Regions from separate parts of the Homo sapiens genome. Here region 2 is linked to region 1. Evidence: chromatin loops called from intact Hi-C (ENCODE). Cell type or tissue: mammary epithelial cell. All regions are shown on one strand.

Region 1 (8,000 bases):
CATGGAGGGACACCAGGTTGGGTTGGGTAGGATGGAGAAGGCTCGGAAGGGGCATTCCTGTTAGAATAGATAGAGCACGTCCAAGGGCTTGGAGATGTGGAGCAGTTGGAAACACTGTGGATGGAAATTGTGAATTGGAGGCTGTCTGGAGACAGGCTGGTGAGGGCCTGCCCACAATTCCATGAACTGGGCCAAATCTGGGTCTTACCCTGAGGTTCAGGAAACTAACTGCAGGGTTTAGGTAGGAGATTGTAGAAAAGTGGTGAACACCCTAATTTAAAAAGTGGGCACGAGATTTGAACAGACACTTCCAAAAAAAGATGTAGGTGATAAACACGAAAAGGTGCTCAACACCTCTAGTTAGGGAAATCAGTGCAGATGAAGTCACAATGAGATAGTGACACAAACCCCCTAGAGCGGCTGAGTGTTAGAGAGGCTGTGGAGCTCTTACCTTGCTGCCGGGAGTGTAAAATGGCACCACCACACTAGAAAACAGTCTGGTAGTTTCTTATCAAGGTAGAGACGTGTGATCCAATAAGTCCATTCCCAGATACTCACTTGAGAGACTTGAAAACGTCCACAAAAAAAGATTTTTATTCAAATGGACAAATTATTCGTAATAGCTGAAATCTCGAAACAACCCAAATATTTATAGCCTGTCAATGGATCAATTTGTAATGGTTTATTTATATAGTAGAAACCACTCAGCAATGAAAAGGAAGAAACCAGGCTGAACACTGACTGGCTCAAGCCCATAATCCCAACACTTAGGGAGGCTCTGCTGTGGGAGGATCGCCTAAGACCAGTAGTTCGAGAGCAGCCTGGTCAACATAGCGAGACCCCCGTCTCTGCAAAAAAAAGTTAAAAAAGAAAAGGAACAAACAACTGATAAACACAGCAACATGGATGAACTTCAAAAACACTAAGCAAAAGAAGCCAGACACAAAAGGTTATATACTATTTGGCTCCATTTATATGATGTTCTATAAGAGGCAAAACGAATCTGTGATGATAGAAATTGGATCTGAGGTTGTTTGGGGTAGGAGGTAGAGGGGCACATTCTGGGAAGATGGTAACTTATGTTTTGTTTTGTTTTGTTTTGTTTTGTTTTGTTTTGTTTTGTTTGAGATGGAGTCTCGCTCTGTCACCCAGGCTGGAGTGCAGTGGCATGATCCCAGTTCACTGCAACCTCTGCCTTCCAGGTTCAAGCAGTTCTCCTGCCTCAGCCTCTTGGGTAGCTGGGACTACAGGTGCATGCCACCACACCCAGCTATTTTTTTTTTTTTTTTGTATTTTTAGTAGAGATGGGGTTTCACCATGTTTGCCAGGCTAGTCTCGAACTCCTGACCTCAAGTGATCCACCCGCCTCGGCCTTCCAAAGTGCTGGGATTATAGGTGTGAGCCACCACGCCCGGCTCATTCTATATCTTGGTGTGTATGTTTGACAAAACTCTTCAAAGTATGCACTTAAAATGCTTGTATTTTATTGTATGTGAATTATGCTTCAATATGGTAGAAAGAAAAAGAAAAAACCCACAAAAGCTGGGCGGAAGATGGGCTGAGGAGGCTGTCATTGAACAGAAAGCCCTCTAGAGTCTGCTGCAGAGGCTTAGCTGAGACCCGATCCTGAACACAGTAGAGTGCAGAAAGAGAGAGATTTGGGAATTTAATGATTTTGAAGGAAACTGTTGTATTTTAAAACCTCATATTTAAAAAATGTTTAAGTTATTAAATATATTAAGTTGATCACTTTAAAGCCAGTATTAAGATGATCACTTTAAAGCCAGAATCAAGAAAGACAACTTTGATAAAATGATAATATTATTTAAAAATTAAGAACGCACAGCCTGGGGTCACGAGCCTGCTTTTCTCCCCTGTCTGAATAACATCCAGTACATAGATTCTGCGGACTTGGAGCCCATCACCTCGCAAGAAGAGCCCGTGCGCTACCACGAAGCTTGGCAGAAGCTCTGTAGTGCTCAGTGAGTAGAGTTCGCTGCCTTGGGTTTCCAGAGTTCTTTTGGTTTGTTTTAATGAAAAAGTCCTCTTGTTTTCATGTGCCAGTAGTAGGTAATTGACTTGTTAAAATATTTTTTAATTGTTGAAAAGACTACATGCCATCTGATTTAATCCTTAAAAAATGCAGCTTGTCAATATCATTGGATCTGAAAAGCTGCTCTGATTTTGATATTGTTTGCCATATGCATCTATTGATGAGGCTCATTTAAGGATTTTTCATCCAGAACATTTGATGAGTACCCATCAGTAGAGTCTCATCAGTTGTTTTGGCAGCTGTTATTTATAATAGTAAAACATTAGCAAGAATTTCTGGTTCACTAGAACAGTTGAATATTACGGAGGTGTACACCTTCTTCTGAGTGTCTTGGTCAGTACGGCACACAGAGCTGATGAAGAAAGGCCCCCTTAGGGGAGCATTTTAAGCCAAGAGGTAAGATAAATTGTTAATATTAATATATGTATTTAAAATTTTGGGCTGGGCACAGTGGCTCATGCCTGTAATCCTAAAACTTTGAGAGGCTGAGGTGGGAGGATTGCTTGAGCCCAAGAGTTCAAGACCAGCCCAGGCAACATAGGGAGACCCTGTTTCTACAACAAAAACAACAAAACCAGCTGGGTGTGGTCCCAGCTCCTTGGGAGATCAAGGCTGCAGTGAGCTGTGATCACACCACTGCACTCCAGCCTGGGTAACAGTGTGAGACCCTGTCTCAAGAAAAAAAAATTGTGAACAACTCAGTACCAAAGATAGTGCAGTGGCAGTATTACAATTATGTATACTATCTTTTTCACTTGCAATAAGCATGTTCTTAAGTTACTAAGAAAAGTCCATAGTTTCATATGCAGTTTCTAAGTTGATAGTGTTTACATACAATTCATTGTCACAGTAGCACAATGTATGGGGTTAATTCATGGCTTCAGTGTCTTGGTAATGGCCCGTTAGGCGATTATTGCAAGTTGGACTGGTAGAAAAGGGGAATTGCCTTTGTGGTTTGTTCTTTTGTGCAGTGGAGTGCTGGTTCCAGGAGGATTTGGTGTTCGAGGAACAGAAGGAAAAATCCAAGCAATTGCCTGGGCTCGGAATCAGAAAAAGCCTTTTTTGGGTAAGGAGCTCTGCAGTGCAGTCTTCACTTAAGAGTAGGAAAGAGTGGGGAACGGTGCCACGTGGGAGCCTATGAACAAAGTGGGGGGATTACTGAAACATGCTGTCTTTGTGGATAGGAGCTCAAGTAGAAGCCTTCATGTTTTCTCTTTAGAGACAAATTCAGTCTTGGAAAGCTTATTTATGCTTATGAGCTACATGTAGATGTCGTGGAATTTTGAGAGAATGAATTGTGAATTCCTGTCCATTTAATGAACCCAGCTGTTTGTAGCACACGTGAGGTTGAGTTTTATATCTGCTCACTTGGCACAACAGCTGACTGTAATTGGACAAAATGATTTTGCATGCCTCCTGGTGCTGTACATTTTAGTAATTTTCAACTTGAACAATTATAAATAAAAACTTAATGAGAGAGGGTAAGAAAACTTGAATTTTAAAGTACTGAGGCTAGGCACGGTGGTTCACACCTGTAAACCCAACACTTGTGGAGGCTGAGGCAGGAGGGTTGCTGGATCCCAGAAATTTGAGGCTGTAGTGAGCCAAGATCTCTCCACTGCACTCCAGAGTGGGCAACAGCAAGACCCTGTCTGGGGGGAAAAAAGTACTGAATAGAATATCACTTACTTCTAAAATCGGATAACTTTGCAAATCTAGAATTTTCATCTACTTTACATGCAGTTTTTGAAATCTAATACAAGTAAAGTGTAACAGCAGAGAGTACTTGTTCATAGCAGGAAGTTATGAGTTTGCAATTATAATTCTCCAAATAAAGGACACAAAGGCCATTGCAGAGGCTGCTGGGAAAAGTAGGAGCTGCCTTTTCAATGGAGTTTTGTTTGTTTTTTCCCCCCGACTGGAAGGCGTGTGCTTAGGGATGCAGTTGGCAGTGGTTGAATTCTCAAGAAACGTGCTGGGATGGCAAGGTAAGCGTGCATTAAGACACTCATTCAATTCCCGCTTGTGTATTTCTGGAGGATATGAGGCCTGTTGCCGCCTGGGTGATCAGGAGCTTTGGAGAAGGGCAGGCCTGGGTTCCTAGCACCTCATGGTGTGCCGTAAGGGAGCTGCCTTGCCTCTTGAGGAACAGCACGGCTCCTCCATGCAGGAAGGAGGGAGCACAGCCAGACTCCCTCCTTTGCCTTCTGCCTCTGTGTTCCTGTTCTTGAGATTCTGTCACTTTGATCACCGTGGCCACCATCCTGAAGCTGGTGCCTGGTGTGAAGTCCTTGTCCTAAGTGAGGCTTGGGCAGTTATTATGAGAACCTGGGCTCTGGAGCTATTGAAACTGGGCTCAGATTCCAACCTTACCGCTTATGGGTGATTTTAAGCAATTTACTTAGCCTTTATGGGCCTCCGTTTTTTCTGTAAAATGGGAGTAATAAAGGTACGTACTTCACATGATTAAGGGAGATAATGTATGTAAATAGTCTCTAGTAGTGCCTGGAAAATAGGGAAATGCTCAGATAATATCAGCTCTTCGCCTAGCTGTGTATTACTATGTGACAGACCTCCCTAAAGCTCAGTGGCTCCCAACAGCAGTGACTTCTCATCTCAGTATTCTGTGGTTTGGCTCAGTGCCTGGGTTTCAGCTGCACGTGGTGTACTATCTGAGATGGCACACTCCTGCCTTGTGTTCAGCTGTGAGCTCGGCCCAGCCGGGACGTCAAGATGCTGTCTCCACCTAGTGGCTCATCATTCATTAATCCAGCCCAAGCTTCCTCACACAGGGTGGGCAGCTGGACTCCAAAATGACAGGCCTGTTATGCAGGCACTTATCAGGCCTGCTGATGTCCCGTTGGCCAAAACAAGTCACGTGGCCAAGCCCCGAGCCGGCAGGGGAGGAGAACACACATGGGTGTGAAGACTGAGCATGCTGCACTGGGGCCACCCTGGAATGGTCCACCACAGCCCATTTATTCTCTGTAGCCCACCCGACAAATACTAGATTTTCAGAAAGACCTTGTAAATTCTGTGGAAAATAAAGTAACCTGAAGGAATGTAAAAGCAGTTTGACTTTATAAAGAACAAGTGACTCTGGTGGCCAGCATATGGTTTAGGGCTGGGTTTCATTCACCCTTTCCCTGAGAGGCTGCTTCACAGTGACCTGGCGGTGTGGCTTAGTTTGGTAGACAGCATGCCCTTGAGTGCTGGCTTCTGAGTCCTGAGAGGCACTGTCTTATCACCCGCCACCCCAGAGCTGGCTTTCTGGTCTCCCTGGATCCTTCACAGCCCCAGACCTCTGCCTCTCACTTAGGTTCCCAAATGGGTAGGTGCTTTGGTGATGAGCTTACACTTCAGTTGAGACTGGACCCTGGTTCAGGCCAGGAGGAGAACAGTGCCCAGCGTTCACATAGTACCAGGAACTTGGTCCTTTGCCTTTTGGTCTTTAGTGGTTTTGCTTTGGTTAGACGGTAAGTTCAATGAAGGTTAGAAAGGTTGAGTTGAAATCAGTTCATTTCTGACTGAGCTATTGAGTGAAACAGTTGAGTAGGGCTTTGTATTAGCTGCTGAAGATGAAAGAAGTATAGAAGAAATAGTACTTGTTTATCTCAGAGAGACAAGAGTCTGAAACATTAAGACAATATAAAAACTTGGCTGGGCATGGTGGTTCAGGCCTGTAATCCCAGCACTTTGGGAGGCTGAGTTGGGTTAATCACTTGAGGCCAGGAGGTCGAGACCAGCCTGGCCAACATGGAAAAACCCCATCTCTACTAAAAATACAAAAAATAACCAGGTGTGGTGGTGTGCGCCTGTAATCCCAGCTACTTGGGAGGCCAAGACATGAGAATCACTTGAATTCTGGAGGTGTAGGTTGCAGTGAGCCAAGATTGTGCCACTGCACTCCATTCTGGGTGACATAGTGAGACTCTTGTCTTAAAACACAAACAAACAATATAAGAACTGTCACAGGCGGGGCGCAGTGGCTCACGCCTGTAATCCCAGCACTTTGGGAGGCCGAGGCAGGCAGATCACCTGAGGTCAGGAGTTCGAGACCAGCCTGACCAACATGGAGAAACCCCGTCTCTACTAAAAATACAAAGTTAGCTGGGCATGGTGGTGTATACCTGTAATCCCAGCTACTCGGGAGGCTGAGACAGGAGAATCGCTTGAGACCTGGAGGTGGAGGTTTTGGTGCCGAGATCACGCCATTGCACTCCAGCCTGCCCACACTTGTTGCCCACAAGTGTGAAATTCTGTCTCAAAAAAAAAAAACTGTCAAAGATACAGTATCTAATTAAAAATTACTAGGTTATGCCATTAGTTTTGATTTTCCCATTTTGTACTGATTGACTTTCCAGAGAGTTATACTTAACGTAAAAAAATTCACGTGTGTGTGGGTTGAGTATTTTATGTCTTAAAAATGCTATTTATTGCCGGTCTGGTGGCTTGCACCTGTAATCCCAGTACTTTGGGATGCCAAAGCAGGAGGATTGCTTGAGCCCAGGTGTTTGAGACTAGCCTGGCAATATAGCCTTTGTCTCTCCAAAAAATGAAAAAAAATTAGCTGGATGTGGTAGTGTGCCCCTGTAGTTTGACCTTCTTGGGAGGCTGAGGCTGGCGGATTGCTTGAACCTGGGAGTTCAAGGCTGCAGTGAGCTATGATCGCACCACTGCACTCCAGCCTGGACAACAGTGAGATCTCGTCTGGGGATGAGGTCAGGGGGATGCTATCTTTAGTTTTTGTTCTAATCACTGATCTTAAACTGAGGAGGGAAGTTGTGTTTAGAGCTTAGCAATGAAACTATTAATCACTTTCGTTTGTAACTATTTTCATAACAAGTATTTTGGTATTTCAGATGCCAATTCTACAGAGTTTGACCCTACGACCAGTCATCCCGTGGTGAGTCAAGTGTTTGAACCTCCACAGGGCTTAGAAGGGTGTAGAAGGGGCATTTATGAACGTGATTGATGATTAGAGACAAGAAGTGAGACTGCTTGAGTCCATCCCAAAGAACCCTGAGGTTTTGGGCACTCAGACCTACCAGAGAGGAAAAACTTTTCTTTTTCATTATGTAATTCCTCCCTAATCTTTCATTGACCACAGAAAGTTTTTAAGACAGGTACCAGCCCAGGAAACTGGAGGGGATTCCTGATTAAAATTCTTCTCCATCCCTACTCCCCTCAACTCCCAGAACACAGTATAGATACTAATATGAGACCCTGGCATGTGTACTTACTGTGTGCCAGCCGCTGCTCTCACTGCTTTCATATGTATATTTTATATTAATTCATGGGATCCCCAGCCATAGTCCTGGGAGAACTGCTGGGTTGGAGCACTGGTTGGCTTAACCGTATCCAAAGATTTTCCAGGCTGGCGTACCTTGCGTTAGATTTCATGCCGAGGGCATGTGGCATTCTCAGCCCGCTGTACTGTTAGGCACATGGAGGAGGGACGATGCCTTTAATCACCTTTGAATTCCCAGCCCAGGGTGACAGGGATGTAAAGGGAAGGGCACTTATTTACGTTTTTCAGCAGTCAGCAAATGTGAATGCGTACTATATGCTGGGACTGCCCTTGTCACTGAGGACACCGTGCTAAATGAGACGGACAAAGTTCTTGATCTCACGGCACTTAGACAGCATCACTGTGTTTGTTGACCTGAAATTGAACTTTGCTGATACTAAGGCCTCAGGAGTGGACCAGCAAATGTTTTGCAGCATGGGGCTTTGGGGTCAGGAGGAACAGGGCACAGAGAGCCTGGAATCAGAAGGTGCCTGGGAACGCTGGGCTGAGAGGTGGACTGGGCCATCAGTGCATGGCCCACCCAGTCCTCAGATGCTTGCTAAGCTGCAGGGTGCTAGCCCTGCATCCCTTGCCTTTGAGCAGTCATCAGGCTAGCTGGGGCGATGACAGACATGTTATGACACATCCAGTCCGTGT
Region 2 (8,000 bases), 390 kb before region 1:
GAGCCTTGGGCCCAGATAGGCCTCTTCTGCTCCTGCTAGGACATCTGCCCCAACAAGCCCTCACCAGGCCTGGTGATTCCCACACTCCACTGGGCATGCCCTCTGTCCCTACCAGTGAGAACCTGGCTTGTCCCAGAGCTCCTGGGAATGTGATACCCAGCATCCTGGTGACCCAGTGAACATGGAAGACACTGGATGATGACCAGCAGACATACAGCGTGGAGGGGCATCTTCCTCAGATAAAGGCCTCTTTTCCAAGACTGGGTTCTCAGCCACCACCATGTCTTGGTTATCTTGCTGCCTGAGGTTAGCGTGTGCCTCCATTCCCATTCCTTACATCAAATTTAAGTGGAGATCTTATTATTTGTACATGACAGATACTATAGGGATTAAAGTGCAGGAAAAATTGCAAGTAGACTCTGAATTCTGATTATTCCTATTCGTTTCAACAGTTAGGTCATGGGCACTCTGATAACACACACAGACACAGACCATCTTGCACAAATGGTTCACTGTTGCTGTCAGTGAAACAACCAGGTTTCCATCCAAGTCCTGGGGCTTGCTTCACAGAAAGCCAATGACTAAGACAACAAGTACTGACAGGGAAGAAGGCTTTTAGGCTTTAACTGGGTGCTGCAGCCAAGAAGATGGGAGCTCAATCTCCAATCTATCTCCTTAACTGGTTAAAATTAGGGGTTTATATAGCAGGGAAGAAATACAACAATTTGTTGGAAAACAGGAACTAGGGAGGGGTAAGGAAACAAAACCAGGGGTCTGGCATCTCATTATTTGGATGAGGCAATCTGGTGAGTTTCAGTTCTTTGATACTTTCCAAGAGGCCTCAGGGTCCTTTCTGGAGGAAGGAACTCAGATAAAAGGAATATAAGTTTCAAGCTTTCAGACCAGAAGGGTCAATTTCTATGTTTATCCAAGGTCGATTTCAATTTTTTTTTTTTTTGAGGCAGAGTCTTGCTGTGTTGCCCAGGCTGGAGTGCAGTGGCACGATCTTGGCTCACTGCAACCTCCGCCTCCTGGGTTCAAGCGATTCTCCTGCCTTGGCATCCCAAGTAGCTGGGACTACAGGTGCACACCACCACGCCCAGCTAATTTTTTGTATTTTTGGTAGAGGTGGGGTTTCACCTTGTTAGCCAGGATGGCCTCGATCTCCTAACCTCGTGATCCGCCCACCTTGGCCTCCCGAAGTGCTGGGATTACAAGCATGAGCCACTGCGCCTGGCCCAATTTCTATGTTTATCTCAAAGAATTGTCTATAGGACTGTGGGATCGGTTTCATTACCATTACCCAATACAGAGGGACCAGCCTGGAAATGTCAGGCAGCTGTAGCCTGATGGTGGTGTGAATGGAATACTCCTAAGAAGTTGTGTTTTCCCTGTCCTTTTATATAATCCAGACAACTCGATTTGGATCGCTTGATTTACTTCTATGTCATATTTATCCAATAAAGTCCATTTGGCCATAGAACACATTTAATCTTGGGATGAGGAAACATTCTTATTTTAACCCCTTAGGAGCAGAGGACTGAGCTTATCATTTCCCCCAGTTCACAACCTACTTTTATCATTGGCCTGGGCAAGGCCTCTGTTTTGTTTTATTTATTTACTCACTTTCATACCCATTTCTCACTTCTACCACCTTCTTTTAAAAAAACTCTCAAAATATTTTGATATGAATTTGTATCTATTCTTGTAAAATATGTGGTGTCATTTTGTGGCCATATCTTTAGTTTTTGCACATATTATGCTCTAGATTTCATTTTTTCTATCTTGTCACCCAGCACTCTATTTTTAAGATCTGTCGATGTGTGCATATGTCATCTGTGCTTCTAACTTCTGCACTGCATCCTTAGGGTGTCTCCTCCACATTGTCCTCATTCATTTCCCCAGTGGTGGACACAACCTAGGTTGCCTTCAACTCTGACCATGATGGACAGTTCTGAACTGTATACATGCCCACTTCTGATACATGTGAGAGTTCTCTGGGGTAGGTACCCACCACTGGGAGCACTGGATTGGAGGGCTGAGTTAGAGAAGAAGGCAGGGGCCTACCCTTAGAAAGACCATCACTTGACTTTCTTGAGTAATATCCAGGTACTGACAGGGACAGGAAGCAGAGAAATTCTAGGCAGAAAAGGGTCCCCAGAGAAACCCTACCCTCAAACTGAAAAGCCTAAACCACAGCCAAAAGTGAGAACTTATATCCCAGTTTTCCTGCTCAAATGTTGCCTTTTCCTAAACCACCATGGCCCTGCCCTGCTCCATCCTGTGCATATAAAAACCCCAGACTCAGCCAGTATATGGGACTATGGCTGGATGTTGGAGAGAAGCAGCTTGACTTCAGAGAGACAGCTTGATGGTATAATTTCAGAGAAGAATCTGGCTGGAGACAGCTGGACTCCAGGGGAAGATTACCAATCCTCCATCCCCTTTTCAGCTTCCCTTCCCACTGAGAGCCACTTTCATTGGCAATAAAATCCCCCACATTTACCGTCCTTCAATTCCTTCGTGAGACCTCATTTTTCCTGGATACTGGACAAGAGCTTGGGAGCCACGAATGCAGATACAAAAGGCTGCCACACTGGCCCTTTGCTCTCCCTGGCGGAGGGCAGCCGCCCCATGTGACAAGGCAAAGGGCCCACTGAGCTGTTAACACTTAAGCCATCCACAGACAGCAGAGCTAAAAGAGCACTACAACACGCACCCTGGGGCTTCAGGGGTCACAGGCAGCCCCACCTGGAAGCTGCCATGGGGCCTGCATGGAATTTGCTCCTGCCGGTGCCAGAGTGGCCGGCCAGTTTCAGCCACTCTAGTCCACTCATGCACTCCAGTTCCACCTGGTTCACTTGCACGCTCCCTCCTGTGAGGAGTTGAGAGTGGCAGGCTGAGTAAACAAGGCATCCCTGTCACGAGTCCCATGAAGGGGTCAGGGAAATATCCTGCTTCTGTACCATCTCATTCATATCCCAGGAATAATCCACGAAAATCTATTCTGACCACCAAGGCTTTCCCACTTTGAGAATCCACCTCCCGCAGGAAGAGGGAAGGTTTCCAGTGTTTCCATCCAAGCTATGATCAAAAGACCCCTGCCCTGGAATTTATAAGGTAATGGGGTTTGGGAGGTGATGGTGGTCTAGATCCTACACAACTGTAGACATCTGATTTTCAGATGATATATGTTGTAGGTGATTAGTGACTGGGCTGGTGGCACGGATCGTAAGAAGAATTTACCAAGATAGTTGTAGGTAAAAAAGGCAGATTTATTAGAGAAAGTATGAAAATATGTTGCAAGGGTACAATGGGCAGGCCAGCCAGAAAGGAGCTGACTGCAAAGAGACAAAGGCTTACTGGGGATTTTATAGGATGGTGCTGTGTGCTGAAGAGGGCTTTGTACAGTATTGATAATGCCCTGGTTACAGAGAGCTCACGTGCAGGTGTCTGGTGATAAGTTGGGCGCAGGAAGATTGTGAGTTATTTGCGCTGGGCCATGAAGAAAGGCAGATGTATAGCTTATCTGCTTTTTCTTTTAACCTTCCCTCTGTCCTGCCAGCCTGATTCATTTTCCCTAATTAGGAATCCACAATATATTTTTAAATTTTTTTGTAGAGATAGGATCTCACTGTGTCACCCAGGTTCATCTTGAACTCCTATCCTCAAGCAATCCTCCTGCCTCAGCCTCCCAAATTGCTGGGATTACAGATGTGAGCCACCATGCCCAGTCTCAGATGATATTTTAAAAACAGACATAACTGAGGTATAATTTACATGAAATAGAATGCACCCATTTAAAGGGTACAGTTTGATGTATTCTGATAAATGTATACACCTATGGAGCCACCATTCAGATACAGAACATTTTCATCATCCCCCCAAACTCCTTTGTGATCCTTTGTAGTCAATATCTCCACCCACCCCAAATCCTCAGGCAACACTAACTGACATTTTGTCCCTATAGGTTAGTCTTGTGTGTTCTAGAATGTCATTTAACAGTATTTACCTTTTGTGCTTGATATCTTTCATTCAGTATTGTTTTTGCAATACATTTATTTTGTTGCCTGCAGTGCAGAGGATTGGTTCTCGGAAGCCACAGATAACAAAATGCTTGGATGCTCAAGTCCTTTAAGTAAAATGTCATAGTATTACATGTAACCTACACACATCCTCCTGTATACTTTAAATCATCACTTGATTATTTATAATACCTAATATAATGTAAATTCTATGTAAATAGTTGTTATACTGTATTGTTTTTATTTGTATTATTTTTGTCTTGTTTTGTTTTGTTTTGTTTTTGAGACTGAGTCTCCTCTGTCACCCAGGCTGGAGTGCAGTGGTGCAATCTCGGCTCACTGCAACCTTTGCCTCCCAGGTTCAAGAGATTCTCCTGCCTCAGTCTCCCGATTCCAGGGTGGACCACCATGCCCAGCTAATTTTTGTATTTTTAGTAGAGACAGGGTTTTGCCATATTGGCCAGGCTGGTCTCGAACTCCTGACCTCAAGTGATCTGCCCACCTCGGCCTCCCAAAGTGCTGGGATTACAGGCATGAGCCAACCCACCTAGACTTATTTGTATTATATTTATTGTATGTTTATTTTTTAAAACATTTTTTATCTGTGGTTGATTGAATCTGCGGATGCAGAACCTGTGGGTATGGAGGACTAACTGTATTATCAGAATTCGTTCCCCTTAGTGCTGAGTATTATCGCATTATTGTAATACACCACAGATTGTTTTTTCACTGCACCTATTGCTAGATGTGACAGTTTCAATGTGTGGCCTTTCAACTCCAAATCTACCCTTCATTGCCTGTTCTGCATAGTGGCATAGCCCCATTAACCATGTCTCCTTTGCAGTGAGAACAGTGTTGGGTTTTGTCAGTAGATGGCGCTGGTAGGACACTGCTGGAGGGAGAAACTTCTGGAGCCAGTGTGCTTCACTGAGAAAGAGAAGTTTTGCTTCTCTTTCTCCACTAGTGCGCTGCTGCGAGGGGCAAATGCATGGGGACATCCATTAGGGTTCTGCCCTGGCTGTGCGTCCCCAGCACGTTCATGCCTCTGAGCTCACAGCCCCAGCCGTAGCCCTGTGCCCACCTCCCACAGCCCTCCCCACATGGACTCTACCCATCTCAGGCTTTGTACGGAGGTGAGCGGCCCTGGCCCTCTGACTCCCTGTGTGCCAGCTGCCAGCATGGCCCGCCAGCTCCCTGCAGGGTTTCCATGCCTCCCAGGCCTTCGATGACTCTGCCTGCGAGTAGGTTCCTGATTCTGACTCTCCCTGTGCATACGCCTGCCAGCCTTGCCTGCCTGTACCTGGGGGTGTTGCCTTGCTTACCTGAGACTCTAGACCAGGTTTGGGCTGGGAAACCCAGCACACTTCTTCACATCACATTCATTACACGTTTTCCAACAAGGTTCGAATCCCAGCTTTAAGGAGAGGGCCTTCTTCCAATGTGTTCCTTTCTTGGGCACTCTCCTTCAGCCTTAGGATAGTCTTTAGAGTTCCGTTTACACCTTCAGAATTACTCCTCTGCTAGAATTAATCTTTTTTTAAAAAAATAAATTTTAATATATATGTAAGGTACACAACATGATGTTATATAAGATGCATATATATAGTAACATGGTTACTATAGTGGAACAAATTAACATATCCATCATCTCACATAGTTACTCATTTTCTCCCCTGTGGCAAGAACAGCTATAATCTACTCATTTAGCAAAAATCCTGAATAAAATACACTATTATTAACTAGAGTCCTTATGTTGTACCTTAGGTCTTTCCATTTGTTCATCCTACATATCTGCTGCTTTGTATCCTTCGACCTACATTCCCCATTTCCTTCCCCACCACACCGACCCTGGTAACCACCGTTTTATTCTCTATCTCTGTATATTTGACTTTTTTTTAGATCCCACATATAAGTAAGATCATATATTTTTCTTTCCGTGTCTGGCTTATTTAGCATAATGTCCTTCAACTTCTTTCACGTTGTGGCAAATAGCAGGATCTCCTCCTTTTTAAAGGCGAATAATATTCCATTATTCCATTATATATAACATATATATAACTGTTATATATATATATAACTGGTTTATATATATCAGTTATATATATATATATGTTTATCCATTCATCATTGTTTCTATATCTTACCTGTAAGATATAGAACATTATCTTATAGGTAAAATAATGTGAATAATGCTGAAATAAACATGGGAGTTCAGATACCTTTATGAGGTGGTGATTTTATTTCCTTTGGGTTTATATGCAGAAGAGGGATTGCTGGGTCATATGGTTTTTTGTTTGTTTGTTTGTTTTGTTTTGTTTTGTTTTGTTTTTGAGATGGAGTCTCGCTCTGTCGCCCAGGCTGGAGTGCAGTGGCGCAATCTCAGCTCACTGCAAGCTCTACCTCCTGGGTTCACGCCATTGTCCTGCCTCAGCCTCCCGAGTAGCTGGGACTACAGGCGCCCGCCACCACGCCTGGCTAATTTTTTGTGTTTTTAATAGAGACGGGGTTTCACCGTATTAGCCAGGATGGTCTCGATCTCCTGACCTCGTGATCCGCCTGCCTTGGCCTCCCAAAGTGCTGGGATTACAGGCGTGAGCCACCGCACCCGGCCCATATGGTATATTTTAATTGGGATCATATGGTTATATTTTAACTTCTTTAGGAACTTCCTTACTGTTTTCCATAATGGCTGTACCAATTTACATTCAACCGTGTATAACCGTTCCCTTTTCTCCACACCCTTGCCAACGCTTGTTATCTCTTATGTTTCTGATAACAGCTATCCTAACACATGTGAGGTGCTATCTCATAATGTTTCTGATTTGTATTTCCTTGATGATTAGTGATGTTGAGCACCTGTTCATGCACTTGGTAGCCATTATTATGTCATCTTTGGAGAAATGGCTATTCAGATTTTTTGCCCCCCCCCCTTTTTTTTTTTTGAGATGGAGTCTTGCTGTCACCCAGGCTGGAGTGCAGTGGCGCAATCTTGGCTCACTGCAGCCTCCACCTCCCAGGTTCAAGTGATCCTTCTGCCTCAGCCTCCCAAGTAGCTGGGATTACAGGAACGCATCACCATGCCTGGCTAATTTTTGTATTTTTAGTAGAGACGGGGTTTCACCATGTTGGCCAGGCTGGTATTGAACTCCTGACCTCAGGTGATCCACCCGTCTTGGCCTCCCAAAATGCTGAGATTACAGGTGTGAGCCACCTCGCCCGGCCTGGTTGTATGAGTTATTTATAAAGCTTGGATATTAACCCTTTATATGATATGTGGTTTCCAAATATTTTTCTCAATCTGTAGGTTGTCATTTCCTTTTGTTGATTGTTTACTTTGCTGTGCAGAAGGCTTTCAGTTTTAAATAGTCCCATTTATTTGTTTTTGCTTTTGTAGCCTGAGCTTTTGGTGTGACATCCAAGAAATCACTGCCAAGACTAATGTCAAGGAGACTTTCTCTTATGTTTTCTTCTAGGAGTTTTACGGTTTCAGATCTTACATTTAGGGCTTTTACTCATTTTGAGTTGAATTTTTTGCCTGGTGTAAGATAAAGGTCCAGTTTCATTCTATTGCTTGTGAAAATCCTGTTAATAATTTTTATATTAAAATTTTCTTCAAATTACTGTGTGGTTTCTATATTCTGATTGAACCCTAACAGATGTATTAGACATTTGTATTGTTTCCAATTTGGGGCTATTGTGAATGAAGGGTTATATGTTTTCTTGCTATTGAGTTGTATGAGTTCTTTATAAATCTTGACTATATGATTTATAAAGAAGCTGCCATAAACATTCTTGTCTTTGTGCAGAAATATGTTTTCATTTTTCTAATAAACACCTAGGAGTGGAACTTCTGGGTCATGTGACAAGTACATGTTTACCATTATAAGAAATTGTCAATCCTTTCCCAAAATTGTTGCACAATTTTATATTTCCATCAAAAATGCTGCTCCATATACTTGCCAACACTTAATATTG

What was found. A loop is a pair of places that touch in the nucleus more often than their neighbours do. Peaks named below come from ENCODE experiments on the same cell type or tissue, not always from the same donor. Only the 100,000 strongest peaks of a DNase experiment are listed, where the experiment ranks them.
Region 2: a loop joins it to region 1, with 17 times the contacts of the local background. A loop is called at or near these places in 4 of 110 quality-filtered maps.

What each region holds. Positions count from the first base shown.
Region 1 is chr1:40,999,136-41,007,135 of GRCh38, forward strand. CTPS1 (CTP synthase 1) reads left to right here. Exons shown (of 19, transcript NM_001905.4): 10 at 1,894-1,982; 11 at 3,025-3,119; 12 at 3,979-4,041; 13 at 6,916-6,959. Among named protein-coding and RNA genes, the nearest start is that of SLFNL1-AS1, 11 kb to the right of the region's middle. RefSeq lists enhancers at 4,856-5,005, 7,750-8,000 and a silencer at 7,888-8,000. In mammary epithelial cell, a CTCF peak has its summit at 4,810 (motif pointing left); a DNase peak (open chromatin) is centred at 4,706; H3K27ac peaks cover 1,243 bases.
Region 2 is chr1:40,607,560-40,615,559 of GRCh38, forward strand. No RefSeq gene overlaps it. Among named protein-coding and RNA genes, the nearest start is that of RIMS3, 54 kb to the right of the region's middle. RefSeq lists a silencer at 4,777-4,836. In mammary epithelial cell, a CTCF peak has its summit at 4,898 (motif pointing right); a DNase peak (open chromatin) is centred at 4,912; H3K4me3 peaks cover 181 bases.